2 separate regions of the Homo sapiens genome follow, and region 1 is linked to region 2. A link is a contact called in ENCODE Hi-C or POLR2A ChIA-PET data. All regions are on one chromosome and are shown on one strand. Each heading gives the region's core, a stretch centred on a gene start or an enhancer-like site at or near the end of the contact. The rest is flanking DNA. Distances are from core to core; before and after follow the strand shown.

Region 1 (4,957 bases), core at 1,006-3,505, 350 kb after region 2:
TCTCCTTTCCGGAATCCATTCTTCTTTCTTATTTTGAAGATGAGGATTCTTCTTGTTTTCCAGTATTTCTCAATATAGATAGAAAGTCTGAAATCACAACTAAGGTTCATTATTTGCCAGCCAAGAGTATTTTTCTTTTAAACATCAATAATGAACTTTAATTAAAGTGATGACATTGTCTTGTTTTAGAGACTGTTTTATGTGTCAGTAAGAAATGACATGGCCAGCGTGGTATTTAGAGGGGTAGGCGACAGGGATTTAGGCATCCCCAAGTGTCTGTCAGCCCACCCAACCCCCCATTCTCTGATGTGTCCAACTGACGTTTTCTCAGTTTTATGTGAAGGCTCTGCAGATGCAGTTTCATGCCCCTTATTTCCAAACATACTGAAATCACAAGTCTCTTTGGTATAAAAGAATTAATGTATCTGAAGTGCTCCAAACACAGCCTGGTCCGTAGTAATTGTTCAATGCCAGCCTACTGCTACTATTTCTCCCGTGGCTACTAATAGTAATACTACTCATTATTAGGCAGAAATCCTGTAACAGCTACTTTCTCTTAGTCATGTTTGCCTTAGTCCTTAGAATGCTTTAATATGCCAGTCTCCTTTCTAAGAGTCCTCTGCTTAAAATCTCTCTTGTTCTCTCCTTTCTGCCTGGCTCCCTCCTCTTCATCTTTCACATACCTCTTAAATGTCACTTTCTCAGGGAAGTCTTCCTAAACTCTAGTCCAAATTAGGGTTCCTATTTTCCTCTTTCAGACCAGGGGTCAGTGAATGTTTTCTATAAGGGGTCCAGTAGTAAATGTTTTAGACTTTGCAGGCCATATAGGCAACTACTCAAGTCTGATGTAGTCTAAAAGCAGCCATAGATGATATGTAAATGAATGTGTGGGCTGAGTTCCAGTAAAACTTTATTTACAAAAACAGGTGGTGGGCCAGTTGTAGTTTAACGAACCCGTTTTAGGGCACTCTTTACTTTTTCTGCACAGTATGATTACATGATGATCAATCTCCCTCTGGACTGAAGCTTCTTAAAGGTAAGACCCAAGGCTGTCTGCGCTGACTCATGCCTGTAATCCCAGCACTTCGGGAGGCCAAGGCGGGTGGATCACTTGAGGTCAGGAGTTCAACACCAGCCTGGTCAACATGGTGAAACCCTGTCTTTACCGAAAATACAAAAATTAGCCAGGCATGGTGGTGGGCACCTGTAATCCCAGCTACTCTGGAGGCTGAGGCAGGAGAATCACTTGAACCCGGGAGGCGGAGGTTGCGATGAGCCAAGATTGTGCCATTGCACTCCAGCCTGGGCAACAAGAGCGAAACTCCGTCTCAAAAAACAAACAAACAAACAAAAATCAGAATTCACCACTATAAACTTCATCCCTTTAACCAAAAACCACTTGTACCCCAAAAGCTATTGGAATTTTTTTTTAATTAATAAATTGTGAATAAACAAAATACCATCCCCCGTGGCCTGTGGCCTTTATCCTTCCTCCCCTCTCTCCTAAATCTAGCTCCTTCTGGACTTACCTGTCCTCCCAAGCTTGGGCCACTCAACTTGTAATGTCTGCCCTTGGTCAGGCAGTTTTTGTGCTGGATTGGAAGTTGCGTTGCCTTCTTCTCTCATTAAAACATGGCCAGGCGCGGTGGCTCACGCCTGTAATCTCAGCACTTTGGGAGGCCGAGGTGGGTGGATCACTTGAGGTCAGGAGTTCGAGACCAGCCTGACCAACGTGGTGAAACCCCATCTCTACTAAATACAAAAAATTAGCCTGGCGTGGTGGCACATGCCTGTAATCCCAGCTACTTGGGAGGCTGAGGCAGGAGAATCACTTGAGCCTTGGAGGCTGAGGTTGCAGTGAGCCGAGATCGTGCCATTGCACTCTAATAACACAATCATGGGAGTGAAGTTCTGTCATTATAAGAGGTGAGCTCAGCTTAAGAGCATGATAACATCCACATTACAGGGAGGAACAGTGGACATGTCAAATTCTCATTGCTGTGATTTGGGGCAAGAAAAAATAACAGGCACCACCTAGCAACCCTACCCCAAGCATCTCAAGATGTGGTAATTTCTTTTATACAAAACAAGTTTGTTTTGTTCAACCACGTTTAAGCCTATAGGTGTGATCCTTGTTTTTATAGGCAGCTAATTTCAAAGTGACATTTTGGGATGGGTTAATTTCACTTGTATTTTTCTTGCTTTTTGAATGCCTTACAGTTGAGGCTGTCAGCACTCGGCCTCCACCACAGCCAAGAGTCAGACAGAATGTGGAACCACCCACCAAGTGGGCCAATGACAATGGGCTCTACGTTTCTGTCCCTTCTCATTTCCTGCTGTAAACTTTCAGGGAGTCAGTGAACTCAAGCGTTTCTGTCAGATATAGAAACATTTCCCATGGTTGGAAAGTTAAAGGCTAGTTTAGGTTACAGGCAGTTTGTCTGCTGGAAAATACATAGTTTTCAGACACTTCCTTTTCTGGTAATAAACAAAAACAAAATCAGGAAACTGTTTCCAGGAGGTTGAACGTGTGGTTCTCATCTGCTCGGCCTCATGCGGTGTTCAAGTCCCAGGAAGTGGTTGACGTAGGTGGGGCAGCCATATTGCAGCCAGGCCCAGGCTGCAGGAAGGAATTGACTATATAGGTCAGGATCCACTTGCGGAAAGCAGAAATGATTCCAGCTGGTTTAAGCACAGGGTGATGAGAATTTCAAGTGCTGACACTGACAATGAAAGGCGGGGAAGGAGACTCACTCCATGCTGAGGTTCCAGGCATGATCTTCAAGGTGATCTGGGGGAGACCAGGTGTGGTGCCTCATGCCTGTAATCCCAACACTATGGGAGGCTGAAGAGGGCAGATCATCTGAGGTCAGGAGTTCAATACCATCCTGGCCAACATGGTGAAACTCCGTCTCTACTAAAAATACAAAAATTAGCCAGGCATGGTGGCATGTGCCTTCAATCCCAGCTACTCTGGAGGCTGAGGCAGGAGAATCGCTTGCACCTGGGAGGTGGAGGTTGCAATGAGCCGAGATCACACCATTGCACTCTGGCCTGGGCAACAAGAGTGAAACTCCATCTGAAAAAAAAAAAAAAAAAAAAAAGGATGGTTTTAGGAGAGATTCTTCTTTTGCTAAAGCTAGGAACTTGAGGAATTATCAGAATGTGGGCAGTCACTAAAATGCTGCTGGCTTGTGGAATACACCTTCCCCCGATTCTAGGCTCATGAACTTGGGCCTGGTCCCTGGGACCTTTGCATCTGAGGTGGGGTGATTGATCCAGGCCCATCTTGAATGTCTTGATTGTATCTTTGCATTTGCGTTTTGTAAGTCAAGTCCAACGTGCGTGCTCTGGGCCATGCGTCTTCTGTCCATAGCCCGTTCTGTCCCCTACCCCTTGACCATGTTTCCAGGGTGAGTGTTCAGCTGCCCACTTTCTGGTCCCACCCAGAGACCACTGCCACCTGAGGAAGCGTGACATTAGATAGCAAATTTTAAAAATACCATGACAGGTCAATAAAGAGACCACAGAAGAAAGGGGAAAGTATTTCCTCCTGATTTTTGAACAAGGTGCCTGGCATTTTTGTATTGCACTGGGCTGTGAAAGCTGTGTAGCCAACTCTGAATGCATCTCATCGCTTCCTACTATGAGTAGCAGCTTCTGCCTTCCCTCCTTTCCAGGGCTAAGTCTCTGCTTGGGGGAGAGTCAGGCCACACATGGAACCCAGCTGCAGGGGAGTCTGGGAAAGGAGTTGTTAGGGTTTTGTCTTCTGGCAAGCAGTAAGACACCCTAAAAGGGGTGGAGATGAGAGAGCTCTTCAGTCCTAAAAAGGGACATAGCCCAGGAAGACCCAAGAAGGGAAAGCAGGAAGTGAGGAGAGTGTGGGCATTTGGAGGAGGGGTTGAGTTTATCCCCCTTTAAAAGAGAAACTGTCGACAAAATAAATGTAGTAGAATTTCTTTGAGCATTAAAGGATTCATGAGTTGGGCAGCCCTCACAAACAGAAGAGGTTCAGAGATCTAGGCTTTGGCAGCATGAGCAGTGGGCTTCTATAGGCTGAACTTGGAAGCAAAGTAAAGCATTTATTTGATTGGCTCCAGCTAGCGGTTTGCCTTATTTGGGTGTGATCTGGTGGGAGGTCCCCAGTTAGAGGTTAGTTGGCAGTTTCTGATTGGTTAGGCTTACATTTCACTTTACAGTTTACATTGGGCTTCATTTGGCTTACCTAGGAACCCAAGGTGCTGGAGCCATCTCAGCCTAGTGGCCTCCCAGTTAAATATTTTTAACACTCCAAATCTCTTAGTTTGAGCTACTCCTAGGTACCGATTTCTAGGTAGAGTCCATCTGAAACCTGTAGATGAGAGGTATTGAAACTTAGGGAGCAGTAGAGGAGCTTGTCTGAAATCATGGTTTCTGGGTCCCTACCCTCAAAGATTTGGATGCCGAAATCCCATGGTGGGGTCTAGAATTTAAACTGGTAGGTTCCTCTGGAGACACTGTGTTCACTCTGCTTCTGATCACTAGTGTCTACTCCTCCTGGCCTCCAGTCCCCCTTTCCCACCCACATTTTTTTTTTAGACCTGGTAATTTTTTTTCTCTTTTCTGCATTTTTCTTGTGGTTTTTTTAGGTGTCTTTATTAACATTCCCACTGGTTTAGAGATTGAAAGCAAAGTTCCTGTCTTTGCTTTGAACACTCTAGTGAAACAGGATACTCAAGGTAAATGCTAAGATGAGGCTATTATCTCTGGAGCTCAGGGTCTAATTCATCCAACGTTTATTGAGCCCCTTCAAAGCACCCATCAGTGGGGATGGAAAATAAAAAATACACAGCTCCTGCCGTGCAGGAGCTTGTAACCTTGTGGGGAAGCTTAGCACTTCTTGCCTCCCTAGGTTTAAGCAGTTGGAGGTGCAGTATCTATTTGGAAAGAAGAAAAATGCTTTTGAAAACTGCACGTG
Region 2 (4,849 bases), core at 383-2,882:
TTCCAGAGTTCTTGGGGCTTTAATGCCTGTTGCGTTTACAGACTCTCATCCGGGTTGGTTGTTTCTTTTTTGTTTTGTAAATCAGTTTATTTATTTACTTTGAGTTCATCTTCAGTGAGCTTGTTCTTTTTGTTTGTTCTTTTGTTTGTGAGAATCCCAAAGATCCAAAATTTTGGGTTTTTCATTTGCTTCTACCATGTTCCTCAAAACTCATTCAGAGAAGAACAGTCATTGTGTCCTGCCCTGTCATTAGAACTGTCTCCTCACACTCCCTTTCCTGAGACTGTCGCCTTCTGGAGTTTGTGTCTGAGTTCTGATTCCCTTCCTGTGGCCAGGCTGCTAGGAGACCCTCCCACGGGTTCCCACAGCACTAGAGTTGATAGGCTTAGTTCTGTTCTTCGGGTTCTTGTTTCTGGCCCCGGGGGATTTCCCGGTCTTTCTCATAATCTCAATTACACTTTTAAACGGCTTGTCGTAGCATGTGTTTCATCCTGTTTGGAACAGCAAGCCTTGAGAGTTACATAGCTGGCTGTATTTCAGGAGCCCTCACATATCTCACACTCCAGCCAAAATAACCTATTCCCGCAACAGGCGGTCGTGGCGTGGCCTCTGTACGTGAGAGCCGTCGTTCTTGTTAAGTGGTCCGCTTTTCCTGCCAACACCACCCTCCTCCCAGGGCATCTCTGTTATCCCTCAGGTGCCCAGGTCCTTTGGGAAGCATTTCCAGCCTTCCCTCGCACATGTAGGCAGGCTCTCCTGTGTGCCTCTCCGCTCTCACAGTTCCCTGTTCTTGCCTCTCTTGAAGCAAAATACCCTGCACATTGCCATTGTTGGATGGCTTTTGGTTCTGTTTTGGGGAAGTGGAGATGTGTGTTCTGCTCAAGCCTGAGCTCTTGGAAGGAGTCGATTTTGTGTTACGATCTTCATGCCCAGTGCCTAACACAGTGTCTGGTCCCTAGAGCTTGATCGGGGCAGGGAGACAGTCAGCTGGTACAAGGACAGTTAGTCCGACTGCTCTTTGCTTATTGGATTGCCTCAAAGCAGAATTAACTTCTCAGGCTGTTTGTGCTTGAGATGTCACATGAAAACATGTTATGGCCGGGCGTGGTGGCTCACACCTGTAATCTCAGCACTTTAGGAGGCTGAGGCAGGCAGGTCACCTGAGATCAGGAGCTCAAGACCAGCCTGGCCAACATGGTGAAACCCCGTCTCTACTAAAAATACAAAAGTTAGTCAGGCACAGTGGCAGGCGCCTGTAATCCCAGCTACTTGGGAGGCTGAGGCAGGAGAACCACTTGAGCCCAGGAGGAGGAGGTTGCAATGAGCTGAGATCGCGCGACTGTACTCCAGCCTGGGCAACAGGGCGAGACTCTGTCTCAAAAAAAAAAAGTTATAAAATCCTGATCCTGATCCTCCTAGTTTATAGAAGTTACAGCTGGGTTTTTTTTAATTTACTTAAACTCTTTTTTTTTGTACTAGAGGATAGCTTCTGAGCTACAGAGTACACTACCAATTAACAGTGGTGGTTTGTTTTCATTTAAAAATGTGTTTTGGGCTGGGTACAGTGGCTCACGCCTGTAATCTCAGCACTTTGGGAGGCCTAGGCGGGCAGATCACCTGAGTTTAAGAATTGGAGACCAGCCTGACCAACATGGTGACACCCCATCTCTACCAAAAATAGAAAATTAGCCAGGCGTGGTGGTGCATACCTGTAGTCCCAGCTACTTAGGAGGTGGAGGCAGGAGAATTGCATGAACCCAGGAAGGGGAAGTTGCAGTGAGCCGAGATCTCACCATTGCACTCCTGCCTGGGCAACAAGAGTGAAAAAAAAAAAAGGAAAAAATGTGGTTTGGTTTTTTGCATTGTGGCATATTCCTATATTAAAAGTGTGATTGTTTAAAAAAAAATGAGTTAGTTTTACTGACTATAAAAAGCCAAGTAGAGGCTGGGCACAGAGGGTCACGCCTGTAATCCCAACACTTTGGGAGGCTGAGGCAGGCAGATCACGAGGTCAGGAGATCGAGACCATCCTGACACAGTGAAACCCTGTCTCTACTAAAAATACAAAAAATTAGCTGGGCGTGATGGCGGACGCCTGTAGTCCCAGCTACTTGGGAGGCTGAGGCAGGAGAATCACTTGAACTCGGGAGGCGGAGGTTGTAGTGAGCAGAGATCGCACCACTGCACTCCAGCCTGAGTGACAGAGCGAGACTCCATCTCAAAAAAAAAAAAAAAGAAAGTCAAGTAGAAAAGATTTGGAGGTTAGAAAATGTCCATTTTGTATCATGACATATATTGAAGACATCTTAGCAGTATTCTCCAAAATAAAGTTGACATCATTACCAAGAAGTTGTTTGACGGCTGATACTGTTTCACATAGTTCCAGGAATGAAGAAGTGGGTGCCAAATGGAGGTGAGGAAACAACTCAAGCGGTGAGAAATTTGCAGGGCCTCTCCTGGGGCTTGTATAAAATGAGGAACTTACCTAAATGGGTTGTGCTGAAAACATCCTGCGAAAACATCCTGCGACAGGCCTGTGCCACTTAACTGGAGGTTCTGGTATTTGAAGCAAGTCCTAATTAGATGTTGCATCTTTCTTAACAGTTTGCTCTCGCTCAGCTGAGAAACAGTGCCAGATATTAGGCATGCTGGCTCAGCGGTCTTGTTGCTTGGAATTTCACAGACACACACCCGCTCAGGACATGGCGGCAACACATTTATAGAAAAAAACAAATTCATTATTAACCAGATGGCACAAATATATGAATGTTTCAGTGAGAAAAGTGAAAAGGAGCAAAGATAAACCTTTCGAGGAAACATCCATCCACTTCGTGTCAATAGGTGTTCGTGATCGGATGCCGTGGCCGTCATTCCTGGCGGCGCAGCCCCTGTGCCCCCGCTCTGTGCGTGTCAGCACTGGCTGTTTTCTGCTCAGAGGCCCCAGCCCTACCTCAGCACAGTGCCCCCAGCTCAAAGGTGACCTTTCCCTGAGGAGAGTCACCAAATTGCCCACCTGTGGTTTCAGAACAGGACAAGGTAGACATTTCTTTCAGAGGTTGGGGTGGTTTTTTTTTTTTCTTTTTTCTTTTTTTTTTTTTTTTACGTCCCCTTCATATGCTGTCAAGCTCTATTGTACAGACGGAACACTTACCACATTCACATAGAAAGAAAACAGCATCTTCAGGCTGGGCACGGTGGCTCATGGGGAGGCCAAGGTGGGAGGACATTTGAGGTTAGGAGTTCGAGACCAGCCTGGCCAACATGGTAAGACCCTGTCTCTAGTAAAAATGCAAAAATTAGCCAAGCATACTGGCGCATGCCTGTAATCCCAGCTACTCGGGAGGCTGAGGCAGGAGAATCGCTTGAACCTAGGAGGCGGAGGTTGCAGTGAGCCGAGATCGCACCATTGTACTCCATCCTGGGCAACAGAGTGAGACTCTCACAAAAAACAAAAAACAAACAAAAACCACAGAAAAAAACCCAGCATCTTCATCCTTGCATATGGTAAAAAAATCCACCCTTGGCAGCAGCCTTTCCCGAGTCAGAAGCGCTGCTCTCTGGAGTCGCAGGCACTGCCTGGCTCCGTCCGGCTCCCCCTGAACAGAGCACTGAAGGCTCCGGGAAGACGCTTTGGTCAGACCGCAGACCCTTCGCCTTTGGGTGACAGTTCCCTTTCCTGCTGGAATCTTTTTTTCTTTTTTTTTTGGAGACCCGGTCTTGCTTTGTCACCCAGGATAGATGGAGTGTGGTGTTTTGATCACGGCTCACAGTAGCCTTGACCTCCTGGGCTCAAGCAATCCTCCTACCTCAGCCCCCTAAGTAGCTAGGACTACAGGCGTCTGCCACCGCAATCAGCTAATTTTTATATTTTTTTGTAGAGATGGGGTTTCACCATGTTGCCCAGGCTGGTCTTGAACTCCTAAGCTCAAGTGGTCTGTCCGCCTCAGCCTCCCAAAGTGCTGGGATTACAGGTGTGAGCCACCATGCCCGGCCCTGCTGGAATCTTTGACTTAAAGTTCCACTGTGGCTTGAGGCTGGAGTTGGAACGTTATCTCTTAGGCAGAGCTTTACTGGGTCCCTTCTCTCTTCATTCACAGGGGGCCCTCCCTTTAGATCTCTGTCTATTCAGACAGGCGGCCCTTTCTCAGATGGGATATAGACAGATGATCTTTTGAAATAAGTGAGAAGATTTTTAAGATTAGAATAATATGAAGAATATCTTTCTGGCCGGGCGACGTGGCTTATGTCTGTAATCCCAGCACTTTGGGAGGCTGAGGTGAGGGGATTGCTTGAACCCAAGAGTTCAAGACCAGCCTGGGCAACATGGCGAGACCCTGTCTCGAAGAAAATACAAAAATTAGCTGCATGTGGTGGTGCATGCCTGTAGTCCCAGGTACTGAGGAGGCTGAGGCAGGAGGATCCTTTGAGCCCAGGAGGTCGAGGCTGCAGTGAGCCGTGATCACACCAGTGCACTGCAGCCTGGGCAACAGCATGAGACCCTGTCTCAGAATAAAAAAGTGTTTCTTTCTCAGAAGACAGAGTACAGAAGATGTTTGTTTTTGTTTTTTCTCTCTCTGTGCTACAGGGGAAGGTGTGGCTCATTGACTTTAATCCATTTGGTGAAGTCACAGATTCACTGCTGTTCACCTGGGAAGAACTGATATCTGAGAACAACTTAAACGGCGATTTTAGTGAAGTTGACGCTCAAGAGCAGGTACAACATTTTTAAGACAGATACAATGTAAACCTTTCCAGTCTACTGACTGACTGCTTGTTCTTCAGACGCATAGGTAGGCGGCAATGGCCAGGACCCTTGGGAAGCGCAGAGTGTAACACAGCTTTACTAATA

Evidence for each region. Hi-C counts contacts between places; a loop is a spot of excess contacts on that map. ChIA-PET counts read pairs that join two places held with the same protein, here RNA polymerase II (POLR2A). Pooled maps may share reads with other maps.
Region 1: POLR2A ChIA-PET joins it to region 2 with 11 read pairs in activated CD4-positive, alpha-beta T cell. The contact joins two enhancer-like sites. A Hi-C loop is called at or near these places in 2 of 50 pooled maps. POLR2A ChIA-PET finds 5 or more read pairs at or near these places in 4 of 52 experiments (H1, T-cell, activated CD4-positive, alpha-beta T cell and 1 more).

What each region holds. Positions count from the first base shown.
Region 1 is chr10:12,592,261-12,597,217 of GRCh38, forward strand. All of the region lies in intron 2 of CAMK1D (calcium/calmodulin dependent protein kinase ID), which reads left to right. Among named protein-coding and RNA genes, the nearest start is that of MIR4480, 16 kb to the left of the region's middle. Within about 2 kb of position 2,256, at least 4 of the 41 ENCODE cell types and tissues checked have a DNase peak (open chromatin) inside an H3K27ac peak, as active enhancers do.
Region 2 is chr10:12,241,564-12,246,412 of GRCh38, forward strand. CDC123 (cell division cycle 123) reads left to right here. Exons shown (of 13, transcript NM_006023.3): 11 at 4,586-4,714. Among named protein-coding and RNA genes, the nearest start is that of CDC123, 48 kb to the left of the region's middle. Within about 2 kb of position 1,633, at least 9 of the 41 ENCODE cell types and tissues checked have a DNase peak (open chromatin) inside an H3K27ac peak, as active enhancers do.